Linked DNA regions of Homo sapiens: region 2 is linked to region 1. Evidence: chromatin contacts called from ENCODE Hi-C or POLR2A ChIA-PET data. All regions are on one chromosome and are shown on one strand. Each heading gives the region's core, a stretch centred on a gene start or an enhancer-like site at or near the end of the contact. The rest is flanking DNA. Distances are from core to core; before and after follow the strand shown. Region 1 holds the start of PTPN2 (protein tyrosine phosphatase non-receptor type 2). Region 2 holds the start of ZNF519 (zinc finger protein 519).

Evidence for each region. Hi-C counts contacts between places; a loop is a spot of excess contacts on that map. ChIA-PET counts read pairs that join two places held with the same protein, here RNA polymerase II (POLR2A). Pooled maps may share reads with other maps.
Region 2: a loop to region 1 is called in a map of CD8-positive, alpha-beta T cell, with 17 times the contacts of the local background. The contact joins the promoter of ZNF519 here to the promoter of PTPN2 in region 1. A Hi-C loop is called at or near these places in 1 of 168 maps with a recorded cell type or tissue (CD8-positive, alpha-beta T cell) and 3 of 50 pooled maps. POLR2A ChIA-PET finds 5 or more read pairs at or near these places in 1 of 52 experiments (Caco-2).

Annotation. Positions count from the first base shown.
Region 1 is chr18:12,881,132-12,887,720 of GRCh38, reverse strand. It overlaps PTPN2 (protein tyrosine phosphatase non-receptor type 2), which reads left to right and starts at 3,484. Exons shown (of 9, transcript NM_002828.4): 1 at 3,484-3,648. The coding sequence starts at 3,580. RefSeq lists silencers at 1,863-1,912, 3,272-3,561, 3,942-4,281.
Region 2 is chr18:14,129,892-14,136,480 of GRCh38, reverse strand. ZNF519 (zinc finger protein 519) reads left to right here and starts at 4,046. Exons shown (of 3, transcript NM_145287.4): 1 at 4,046-4,206. The coding sequence starts at 4,204. RefSeq lists a silencer at 3,786-3,845 and enhancers at 4,096-4,435, 4,338-4,859.

The sequences.
Region 1 (6,589 bases), core at 2,235-4,734:
ATTATACCACTTCTTAATTTTCCTCACTTGTTGCTATAACTATACAGTATAGAACAGAAGTGATGATAGTGGCCATCCTTATCCTGTGTCCAAGCTCAAGTGCGGGTGCAATCACTCAGAAAACTGTTCAGCAGTGTATGATGAACATATAGATACACTGCAATCCAGCAATCCCACTCCTAGACATATGCCCACAAGAAATGAGTGTATGTCTACCAAAAGACAAGGACAAACATGTCCTTAATGGTTCTCTTCATGAGAAGGCCAAACTGGAAACAACCAAATTCAGAACAAATAAATGGTAGTAGACTCAAACAATCATATGCTATTTAGCAGCAAGAATGAACAAACTATTCCTACAACGTGGATGACTCTCACTAACTTGAGCAAAAGCAGTCAGACATTAAAAAGCACATATTATATAATTAAACAAAGTTCAAAAAAGGCAAAACTAATCTACGGTGTTAGAGGGCTTGGGGCTGGTTACTCAAGGGGGAGGATTTAGGATGGCGCTCCAGGGGCTTTCTGGAGGAGAGATAAATTTCCTGTTCTTGGCCTGAGTATTGATAGACAGCTATGTTCACTCTGTAAAAACTCCCTGAGCTATGCACTTGTGATTTGTGTGCATTTTTGTGTATATTTCAATTAAAAGTTTATTAAAAACTACATATATTTAACTGAAGTTCATTCTCACTGTAATCTGTACAATCTGAATTTGTATAACAAATGTCTGCCCAGCTCTATAAATGTACAGCTCTTGTAGACACCAGGCTTTTAGGCTGTATTTTGATATGCTTGTGCCTCTGAAGTTCTAGCTATAAGGGTAGTCTGTTTGTGCTGCTATAATGAAATAGCTGCAACTGTGTCATTTGCAAATAACAGAAATTTATTTCTCACAGTTCTGAAGGCTGAGAAGTCCAAGGTCAAGGCACCAGCAGGTTTGGTGTCTGCTGAAGGCCCATTCCTCATGGTGCCACCTAGGGGCCTTCACATGGCAGGACAGAAGGGCAAAAACGGCCCAAGCTAATTCCCTCCAGTCCTTTTATGAGGCACTAATCAAATTCATGAGAGCAGAACCCTCATAACTTAATCACTTCCCCAAATGCCAACCTCTTAATACTGCCACCATGAGGATAAAGTTTCAACGTGAATTTTGGAGGGGACACCATTATTCAAACCACAGGAGGGGCTATGGGTAGTAAGTAGAGTTTTCTCTGAAAGGGGTATAAATTATACATTGAGGGGAGAGAGCCTCTTAAACAGTATACTAAAGTGCAGAAGGCAGGCCTTGTTCCAGTGAAAGAAGGGACTCCAAACTCTCGCTATGCTTCATTTCCTTTGGTCTAGAGCAGTGGTTCCCAAACAGGGATTGAAGGGGCCAAGGAGTAAGTTGAAGACATTGCTATGAATCCAAATATGTAATCCACCAAGCATTATCTGTAAAATGAGTATCTCATACATATATGTACTATTATTTAAAAATACACTTTGCTACTTAATTTCATAATTCTTTTAAATGAATTTGTAATTTTTTAAATTAATAGACTTTGTTCATTATATATTTCCTCAAATATATAAACAGTATGCACATAAAAGTATGCCTACTATCAAAGGACTTTGAACAATTTGGGGGCAATAGGGAAGCCTGACATTTTAAAATCCTGAGAACTTCTGATCTTGACTTCAAAAGGGGCAAAAGTCTACATTTGGGGTCCTTTAGAAACAGCAAGCTAGGAACTAGTTGGGTTGGGAGTCACATATGTCGGAGAGACCAAGTCATATCTTGTCAGCAGGATATCTCGAAGCAAGTTAACCTCTGTTTTCTTTTTACCCCCGGGCTTCAGTGCAGCCCTGTATAGGTATTCTTCTGGAGCAATCATTCTCAAACTCTGGGGGGGCACAGGCATCCCCAGGAGAGCTTGCTTAAGTAGTCTCCTGGGGCCCCAACACCAGAGATTCTGATTCAGTAGTTTGGGGTGAGGCCTTCAAATTTGCATTTCAAAGAAGCTCACACTGGATGCAAATGATGCTGGTGTGAGAACCACTGTTCTAGATTCTTCGCTGCACTCAGCAAACTAAGATAGGCAAATACAGCTCCCGGAACCAGAGAGGCTGACAAATGAATTCCAAAGAGATGCTGAATACTTGGCGATAAGAACTGCTGCTTTGAGATAAAGATGCTCCTCCTTTGTAGAACACAGTATTTTTTGGTTGGAAAGCAATCTGATGAGCAGACTAATGCGAACATTCACAGGATATTCTGGGAGATACCATGCCTTTAATCAAAATAATCAGATTCAATGACAGAATTTCAGAACCAAGGACCATTAGACATTGTGGGGTCTTTCGGGGGAAGCTTTCCTGTATCTCTAAATCATACTATGTAAGTAGAAAGCTTGCTGACTGCTTTTTTGTTAATACGATTTCTTCTAGCTTCCGTAGCCAACTTTTTTTTTTTTTTTTCTGGCTAGGGTTTTCATTATTTTATGTGATTAAGGACACTTTTCTGCCCCAAGTATTGTAATCCTCTCGGCCGGCTCTGTCCAAAAGAACTGTCTTCGATGATAGAAACGTTCTACATATGTACTTTGCCACATAGCAGCCACTAGCCATACATGGTTATGGCACACCTGAAATGTGGCTGGTGCCACTGAGGAATTAAGTTAATATTTAAAATTTAAATCCCAATACTGGACAGCACGGCTAAACCTTTCCTAACCCTTCACGTTTCTTATGAAGATTATATAGCAGGATATTACAAGCACTAAAAAAGAACTATCTTAAATCTGAAGCAAGATGATTTCCCTAACTAGTACGTTTGTTTGGTAAAAGAGGACGTGCTATTTTTTACAGTTAAATCTAATTCGTAAGTTGTAGAACGTTTTCTTAACAAGGTATCCCTCTCCCAAATTCCGGGAGAGGCTGGCTGCCTTTCCTTTTGCTCCAGCGGTTTATTTGGCATAAAATCTGCAGGCTTACAGGAGCTGACACCAGGGCAGAAAAGAATGAGGAATTTGTTTCCAAGTTGGTCACAGGCCGCTAATCTGACCTAGATGATGTTTAAAATAATATTCAAATACAGCACTTTAAAAAACTATGAAGGCTGAGAAGAAAACGAGAAATGGGAAGCAAGAAGGAAGGCGGAGCGTGCCGGCGACTTCTCAGGGGACTTCCTCAGGGAGTCCCATTCCAGTAACCCCGCGCTACCCACGGACCACCGCCTCTCTCTTGTCGGAAGACGCAAGCCCAAGGGGCGGCTCACCTCGTGCCGCGCGCAGGGACCACGGCCGCCGGGTGGTCCCCTGGCCCCGCCCCCTCCCACCTGGGCACCCCGAGCCCCGCCCCCCGAGCGCCCCGCCCCGCCCCGCCGCCGACTTCGCGCCGCGCTCGGGCGCCGAGTCTGCGCGCTGACGTCCGACGCTCCAGGTACTTTCCCCACGGCCGACAGGGCTTGGCGTGGGGGCGGGGCGCGGCGCGCAGCGCGCATGCGCCGCAGCGCCAGCGCTCTCCCCGGATCGTGCGGGGCCTGAGCCTCTCCGCCGGCGCAGGCTCTGCTCGCGCCAGCTCGCTCCCGCAGCCATGCCCACCACCATCGAGCGGGAGTTCGAAGAGTTGGATACTCAGCGTCGCTGGCAGCCGCTGTACTTGGTGAGTCGCGGACCCACGCGGCAGTCGCCGACCTCCTCCGAGACCCGGACTCGTGCCCTGTCCGCAGGGTCCCTCCCGCCTCCCCCGCCTCTCGCCTCTAGCCTCTCGCTCGGGGCGGAAGTGGCGGCGCGGTCCGCGTCAGGGGCGCGCCTGCGCTGACCGCTCTCTTGCTCCTTTTGGTTTAAAAAAAAAAAAAAAAAAAGCATACTTGAGCTGAGCAGCTCATGGTTAGCGCAAGCGCAGTTAGTTCTGGAGGGCGGTGCCACAGCGGCTTCTTGGGGAGCGCGTGGATGCGCCACCAGCGTTGCGCGGCCCGGGTCTGGGGGTCCTTGGGAAAGCCGTGGGGGCGCTCGGGCGCGCGCCCCCGGGCCGCAGCTTCGCCGTAGCTCCCACGCCGCTGTGCTTGGTTCTTGCTCGCGGACAGCTCTTTCTCTGGCCGGGTGTTTTGTGGCCGGGTGGGCAGCTGGCGTCCCCGGGAGCGGTGAGGGCGGGGGCGGGCGAGCCGGGCCGCGGCGTCCGGGTCCAGCTGGCGCCCGCGCAGGACCTGTGGGAGCAGGCCGCTCTGGGCGCCGGGCCGGCCGCCGCAGCCCTCTGCGAGGCGAAGCTCGCTCTCCTGGCGGAGCCGCGGTGGTTGGGGGTGGCTCGTGGCCTCTGGCGAGGGCAGCGCTCTCGGGACCCTCCGTCTTCATTTTCCCCCGTGGCCCAGCAGCGCCCAGCGTGGGTTCGGCCCCCATAGAACCTTCCCGGAACGAAAGAGGCTTTGCTTGTGTTCGTCCAGTGATAGCGTGTCATTCTCTTTATAGTTTTCCTTACTGAGGTATACTTTCCCTACAGTGAAACGCAGCTTTCATGTGTGCTCCCAGACGGGTGTCACAAATGAATCCCCTCTTGCAAGCCCCCTCAAATCAAAATAGCCTTTCCTTGCCCTGAGAAAGTGCCCTCATCCCCTCCCCGGGGGCACGGTGTTCCGATGCCTATCGCCCTAATCGTGCCTGTTCAGCTCACATAGATGCAATATGTAGTATAAACACCTGTGATTCGCTTTTTTTATGTCAACTAGACTACCTTTTAATTCAAACAAAACTTTATCTCTTTTAAAATGATGTAACTGCTTTCCCCTTCGTTTAATCCTTGTCGTATTATTCCCAAGATTGAATTTGGTGACGGTTAAGTTAATGCTGCTTCTGATGTTTGGTTCTCTCTGTGTAAAGTAAAAGACGGGCTTTCCTGTAAATGGATGATCCTGGGTTTTTCCCCTTTCCATTTAATTAGATGGCAGTGAAAAATGTGTTCAGAAAGTAACGTTTTCTTCTTGAACACATTAGTGGGAAGTATAAATATTCTGATTCCCATGATACAGAGTATGTTAGAATAGGGATCTAAGTTTTAAAGAATGCTGGTAAGGACTCTTCCAATTATAGACAATCTGAAACGCAAATTCTGGTAGGAATCTTCATGTGAGAGAGCCTGCCAGCTGCATCTTCTCCAGTTACATTTGTTTTAGCAGAGGCTGCTGTCTCTCTAAGGGATAGGTTATATATCGAAATAGATTTGAAAAGAGAAAAGTGAATATAACTTAATTCAGCTTAACATTTTGGTTTAAGAAATTTAATTTTCTTTGGTATCATTAATATCCTTGAAAATTCAATGAGAATTGTGATTCCTCTTTCCAGAAAAATGAACTTAACTCGCATCCACTGGAGATTTCACATGCATTTTCAAAAAGATAAGGAAATCCTTCTATAGATTCTTACCGAGGAATCCTGTAGTTTCCTTGGTTGGTCAATGCTCATATTATTTTTTCCTAGTTGAAAACAAGACCATTAGTTTGGTCAGTAGAAACCATGGCATGCACACTGGTGTTACAGTAAAAGTAGGTCACAAACCAAGAAAGTTAGTAATGGAAAGCAAGTCAGGAAGTTTGAGCTATGTGTTCTCCTGTGGCCTTAGAACATCCATTCAGCCATTCCACAAATATGCCCGGACCCCCAGTGGAGTTGCAGCTTTTGCTCCTGGCCTTGGGGATTCAGCAGAGAATGCTCCTGGCAAGTTTCCTACCCTCGAGGTGCTCACTCTAGGGCTTATTCTTTTGGGGCCTCATTGTAGTTCCATATTTTCATTCATTCGTTCATAACATGCTTGTTATGTGCTAGTGTTAGACACTGAGGATTCTTGTTAAAAGACAGGAGTCCCAGTTTTTAAGGATGCAGCCCTGTAAATAGGTAAGCTGATGAAAACGTTAAAGTGATACATGTAAAGCTAGCTTGAAGCACAGGGTCTTGTGGAGTTGAGTTACCTAGGAGTCCTGTATTTCCCAAAAAGGGGTACACATGGGAGTTCTGGTGAAGCTTCTCGAGGGAGGGAGGACCTCACCTAAGTCTTGAAAGACATTGGCCAGGGGAAGAGGACAAGGGAGGTGAAGAGAATTACTGTTCCAGCAAGGAGGGAGTGCACAAAGGCACTGAGGGAATGCTGAGAGAACCACCCACAGTTTAGCCTGGAGACTGGTGTGAAGTTGAGATGCTGGAGAGTAAGGCAGAGCCTAGATCAGACTAAGGAATTTGAGCTGTTTAATAGGAACTCATTGTGGAATTGTAAGTCTGGAAATACCATGATCATATTTGCTTCTTTTTTTTTTGACAGAGTCCCGCTCTGTCGCCCAGGCTGGAGTGCAGTGGTGCGACGTCAGCTCACTGCAACCTCTGCCTCCTGGGTTCAAGTGATTCACTTACCTCAGCCTCCTGCGTAGTTGAAATTACAGGCACACACCACCATGCCCGGTTGATTTTTTTGTACTTTTAGTAGAGACAGGGTTTCGACATGTTGGCCAGGCTGGTCTCGAACTCCTGACCTCAGGTGATCCGCCTGCCTCGGCCTCTCAAAGTGCTGGGATTACAGGCATGAGCCACTGCTCTGGGCTGATCATATTTACTTGTTAGCA
Region 2 (6,589 bases), core at 2,797-5,296, 1.2 Mb before region 1:
TTTAAAATGGGTTGTGAATATTACTAATGCATCATAAGTTTTCAGACACCCAGTATGTCACTTGTCTGGGTCCAGTCCTAGGAAATCAATACCTAAATTCAAAAAATCATCCTAAGATTAATCTTTGAAAGCTGCCTGTGATGATTCGGACTCACTGACCTCCCTTCTCTTCAACCTACAGAGAAAGCGAAAGAGCTACCAAGTCTTAGGGCACATGGACAGAACCAGAAGATGCCCAGTGAAGTGCTAGGATAGGGTACAGTCCCATAGCTTTTGGGCCAAATGAGAAGGAAAAGCAGAACCTGGGACCAGGAAAGCCCCAGCAGCTCCAGACTCCAGGACTCTTTACCAAGACTGATGGGAGGAACTAAGGCAAAGATGAGACACCTGTCACCAAGACACCTGTCTTGGCTGCTTCCACTTCTGACTCAGTTGTGTTGGTGTGAATGCAAAACTGGCTCTCTGGCTCCCAAGAATGTATAAATCCAGGACAGAAAACCAAGCATTTGGGCACCAGGCAAGAGGTCTTTCCAGATTCCCCAAACAGACTTTTCAGAATTCCCCAAAGATACTGAAACTCAGACCCATTCTGACCCCACCCCAAAAAGTATCATAAATGGAATCTGGGAGCCATTCAGAGTCTCCAGCCTCCTCTTTGGTGAAAATGGACTTGGACCTAAAAAGGCACCCCATTGTCCACAAGGACACAAATTCAGATGCTGAGCACTGGCCTCCTGCCTTCCGATGACGGATCTTACCTGAGTCCCATCAAAGCCCATACTGTTCCCCAACCTCCACCATCCAGACATTAGGAACAATCCCTCAGAACTGTCTTGATGAGATGGGACAAGCAGTGGTAGAGGTCCAGATTCAGAATGGTTGCCTCATCTTTCCCTTCTGAGAAGTCTATACCTGCTGGTCTGAGCCTTCATCCCTTACATGGCTTAGCCCATGTCCCAGGAAGTGCCCCCTAAAAGAACCTTCTAGTATTTTTCTCCCCTGAAGAGAGGGTCCATGAGACACTCTATGCCAGGAAATACATGACCTCCATTCTCACATGACTTGATTGACTGATAAACTGATACCCTGAGAAAGAAAAAGATGCAGGGAACATCTTGTGTGTGGTGAATCTGTGCTCCTCAGCTGTGGTGCCTGTGCAAATGGTGGAACCCAAAAGAATATTGGGTGGTAGACACACAGACCCTACCTAATAAAATTATGTAAGTTTAGGTTTAATATAGATGGAACTTATAATGTCATATAAAATGTTGTTACTTATTTTGTAAGAAAGCTGAGTTAGATTTTGTAAAGGCATTAAATATAATTTTAATGGGAAGCTATGAAAATTGTGTGCATTTGGTGTGTAAATGACTCATTTTGGGTAATTCTGTAAAGGCCACCTATGAATGTGAGTCATTAGTAACCAAATCTCCTATAGATAGCATATTGCATATTCATTTTAATGTATTCTTTTACCTGAGCTCAATTTTTCTTAATTTTATTCATCAAATTTTATACGCTTTAGATAAAAGACACCTTGTAGTTACCATGTGCTCTATGGATCTCTATTTTGTTAGAAATACAGATTTTCAGGCAAAACCCAAGTATATCGTATCAAAATCAGGTTTTTAAATAATATTCCCAGGTGATTCACATGCATATTAATAATTGTTAAGTGGGGGTAATTCTATAATTAAAAGGGAAAAGGTTATATGAGTGTATTTATTTGTTAAAAAGGTACAGAAAAGATTGTATGTTTCAATGTATATACATCTTATCTCATAGAAAATAACTAAAAACAATAATAAAGTGGGGATGGGGAATGAGTTGAAGTAGAAGTTAAACAGAAATGGCACATAATTAGTAGATGTTTAGGCTGAGCATCAGTCTATTATACTACATTGCTTATTGCATATATGTTTAAAATATTCTCTAATAAAATAATTGTATAAAAAGACAAACTTTATCTACAACATTAGCTCTTAAGATTGTGGTTACTTTTGGAGGGGAGGAAAAGAGAAAGTGGTTTGTGTGGCAGAAACAAGGCTAGTTCTATCCTATGCCTACACAAATGTATTTGTTTGTAATAATTTACTGAGCATTATGTTAATGCTTTGGACATATATTTCTGTATGCATGTCATTCAATAAAATTTAAATATTACATATTTAATCTTAACAGAATAATAGCAATGTTTGGTATTGTTTTGTTTGAAAGTGAGGCATTTAGTGTCAGACATCATGAGATGGGTATTAATATTCCAAGGTATTTATTCACATCCTGACTCTTGGGGGTCCCCCTCGATCTTTCATTTTTACCTCAATTGAGTAAGTAGCATGGTTGTAGTTTTGGGGAATGCAATTTTTTACAGCAAAGTCCTTCCTCCACGATAGTACTCACCACGGCCAGGACACTTAGCACAGGGCCCTGTACGTAGTGTGCACTCAGTGTGTGTGGAACTGGTGTGAATCAGAAACAAAACAAGTAGCAGAGGTCAGTTCTGCAAAGGATAGAAAGTAAGTAATCAAGACTGAAAGGCCGCAACTCAGCAGCAAACACTTCTATGTTAATTTGAGAAATAATTTCAACTGGCTCTCCAAAAGATGTTGGTTTAAAGCAGTAACATGGGAGTTGAGCTGTGTGCTATAATCACCCGAGAGCTTTAAATCACACTGTTGCCTAGGTCTCACTCCAGAGATTGACTTAATTACCCCATTGCAACTTGGGTTTGAAGACTTTAAACACTCCTCTACAAGGTTATTGAAATATGCAGCCAAGGGTGAGAAGCATTGATTCAGGGTGAGGAATACATTGGCTGTATGTGATTTTTATGTGTGCTTTAGGGATTTGCCCCATAGCTGCTCCTGAATGTGGGGTCTTAGAAAACATCTTTACCCTTCAAAGCATATTCTGCTGATTGGCTAAATTGCAGCAGGAAAAAATATCAGCAGCTCTGTCTTTATGTCACTTGCCTTCAAAGCAAAAGATTTTTCAGGCACAGTAATTTGATTTAGTCTGTGTTAAAAATCATAAATAGCCTAGAAATACAAAAAAAAAGAGGTGTTCAGGCCTTCACCTCCCTGAGATCGGAGCATCAGAGCCCTCATGGCTGCTGGTTTGAAGTAAAATGTGCTGCAAACATAAAATACACAGCGAGTTTAAAAGATTTAGATCCAAAATATTTATAATTATTTGTTGACCACACATGAAAAATAATATTTTGGGTATAATGGCTTAAAGAGTATTACAAACAATTTCACTTGTTTCTTTTTATTATTCCTATTATTTCTGAGATGGAGTCTTGCTCTGTCACCCAGGCTGCAGTGCAGTGGCACAAACTCAGCTCACTGCAACCTCCACCTCCTGGGTTCAAGCGATTCTCCTGCCTCAGCCTCCCAAGCAGCTGGGATTACAGGCGCCCGCCACCATGCCCGGCTAATTTTTGTATTTTTAGTAGACAGGGCTTCATTATGTTGGCCAGAGTGGTCTCGAACTTCTGACCTCTGGCCTCTCAGAGTGCTGGGATTACAGGCGTGAGCCACCATGTCAGGACTCTTTTTATTACTATTTTTGATCTGGCTAATAAGACATTTAAAATTCACAATAGCTAACGTTTTATTTTTTAGAGGATTGCTTCTCTCTTAAAATCTTAGGTGTCCCACTCCAAAGACCGGCGGCCAGAAAGGTTATGAAATCTGAAATATTAAATAATTGTCATTATATTGCTTCCATTTGTGAACAACGTGTGTGTGTGTTTTATAAACGAACATAACCTTCATAACGTTATACACCACAATGCTAAAAAAATGACCCCTGGGCAGAGCCAGGCGCAGCACAGACAGAAAGCCCTGCCTGAAAGTGACTGGAGCCAAGAGCCTGTCACTCTCGGCTCATTCCGTGCAGTGTATGGTAGCATCTTCTGACACGCAAGGCCTGAGGTCGCGGTGCCTGCACTACTATCCAATCAGGGCTCTGGGGTGGGAACTGTCCAATCAGGCGCGCAGCCAGGGAGGAAGGGGCGGCTTCCGGAATCTGGCGCGGCCTTTGTCTCACTTCAGCCAGAGCGCGGGGTTAGGGCTTCATTGCCTTGTGTCCTCTGCTCCGGGAGACTTCGGTGATTCTGCCACTCACTCCGTCGCTCTGTGACCTGCTGGCATTGAATGATTTATAGCTAAGACTCCAGGACACCCCTGAAGCCGAGAAATGGTGAGTGTGGGGGGCAGGGCGTACCGAGACTGGGGAGGGGGCTCCTTGGAACCGGCTGGACATGGCGGTGACGGGACCTAGTCTGCGAGTCGAGTCTGCAGCTCAGCCCTCAGTCCCCTCCGGTGCAGGGACTCCGGGCGTCCTGTCCTGTCCCTGCACGGCGGCTTTGGCCCCAGCCTGTAGCCCTCTTTGCGCAGCTCTGCGCCCGCAGCCCTGCATCTTCCCCAGGTTGTGAGGTGATGAGGCGAAAGTCATCGGAAAGACGCCGACTCGGTGTGCAGGGTTCCTGCGTGGAAGGAGCTGTGGTCCGTGGGGTCCCCCGTCCCTACCTTACCCTGTTCGGAATTAGACTGAGGCGCCATTAAAACATAGACAGCTTATATGAGTAAACAGTGATTAATTAATGGGACAGCGCTCAGCAATGGTTTGTGGTTGGGGGGCTACTAGAAGGTCTTGAAAGAAAGGCTTGTATAAGGTGTGTGAGGAAGCAAAGACAATTAAATAATTGGGTACAGTTATGTAGTCGCTTTATTTGGAGTGTCTGGGTGGAAATTTCCTGGTTATGTAATCAGGGATTAATTGGAGGTTTGTAGTTGTTTAAGCTTGAATTTCGTTTCCTCCTAAGGTAGTAACTTAGAAAAAAATGCATTTGAGTTAGATTTCTTTTTTTACATAGAGGCCTAGACCACTAGAGCCACTTCAGTCTAAATGACTGCTATGTAATTATTTTAACTTTAATCAAAGACACTGGTTTTCGCCTGCATTTTCCAAATGTGTGGCAAGCAGGGTCTCACATCCACTACTCTGTTCTGCCAGCCTAACCTGGCTTGAAGTAAAATCTTAAATTTCCGGTTTCTTGCTGACATTCCCCAAAGCCAACTTCTACGCTCCCATACATTATCAACTGTTTTTGTCCTTTATTGCACATTTCAGAAACAGTATTTGAATTAATCACTTTTTCACAGAGCAGTGGATGGCAATTTGTAAAATACTTATTTTCTACTTACAAATATTTCACATGAGAAAAAAGCAGAAAATAATCCCCTGGCACTCAACTGTAAAAAATCTTTCTGCTGTTTCTCCTTGTATCCTCCCTTAGCACAAACGCCCTTATTAGGCCATCTTGGGATTGAGGTTTTCGTTGGGAAACTTTATGGGGCAATGTTTCCTTAGCCACATTCGGGCCTTTTTCTAGTCCTGAGTTTTAGAACTGTCTTGAGATGGCCCAAGATACAAACCAGAGCCATGTATTTTGGGAGTTCTGGTGAATAGCAGCCCTTTGGTAATCTTCCAGAGGACACACTGAGGGATGGGAGTGCAGCTTCTCAAAGGAGCAGCTGAATGCCCTGGGGGTGAGAGAAATATCCAGGCTTACCCTTCCTGTAAAAAAAGAATCCCTTGGGATTTTTAAGATTTTTTTTTTTTTTCCCCCAACCCCAGTTTTCATTCCATGGAAACACATTGCTTGTCAGCCAATCAGATGCTGGTATTCAGAGAAAAAGATAGACTATTCCTGTCTTCTGAATTGTCTTATATTTGCGAAGGGAGAGAAACTAACCTGAAGGACAAGAAAAACCCACCCCAGGGAGGCAGTGCAAGAACCTGCAAAGCAAAAAGCACAGTGGGGCACAGTGCAGTGTCTCCTGGGAGGGTGGGCATTGAGCACTTCAGTGAGGAGTATGGGGGTGATAGAAAGTCCCAAGGGATAAGGTGGCCTGATTTGACACTTGAGTCATATGTCCCTGTTCCAGAAAGCACTGCCACTCCCTGAGTTTGTCCCCCTGTATAGATTTGCTCACTTATTTCAACTTCGGTTTTTTTAATTAACTGTAAATTGGATCTCAAAGGATAGGCAGAAAAGGGCTTTTAAAAAAAGTTGGAAAGAGCAAATAAGATTAGAAGGAAGGTGAGAGAGGGTGGGCAGAATGAAGTGTGGCAAAATCAGATTCTAAATCAGAGAGCGTTCAACCCTGAAGTCAGCTTTTTCTTAGGAGGTTAATAAAGAGAGATTGAATGTTGAATCAGGCTGAGAATAGGTCAAAGTTCAGGGATCTGAACAAATAGGCTTTTTTTTTTTTTTGACCATCGGAGATGAAATTGTTCAGCCAATTGTATATGAGAAAAAAATGGAAATGTGTGGTCCATGTCTGACTCTGTGATAGGTTTAGAAAAAAAGAAGAGAGAGTATTATTGAAGTCACAATGGGAAGGGTGTCTCTTTTCGTTAAGCTGATTTCGGAGAACAAAAAGCATGAGGAATTTTTTGTCACAGCTATTTAGCAGAATTACCTACCTGCCCCAGCTTTCACCACCACTTTTTCTTGCCCTATGCATCTCTTCCATGTGGCTGTTCCTGAGCTGTATCTTCAATAATAAACTGGTAT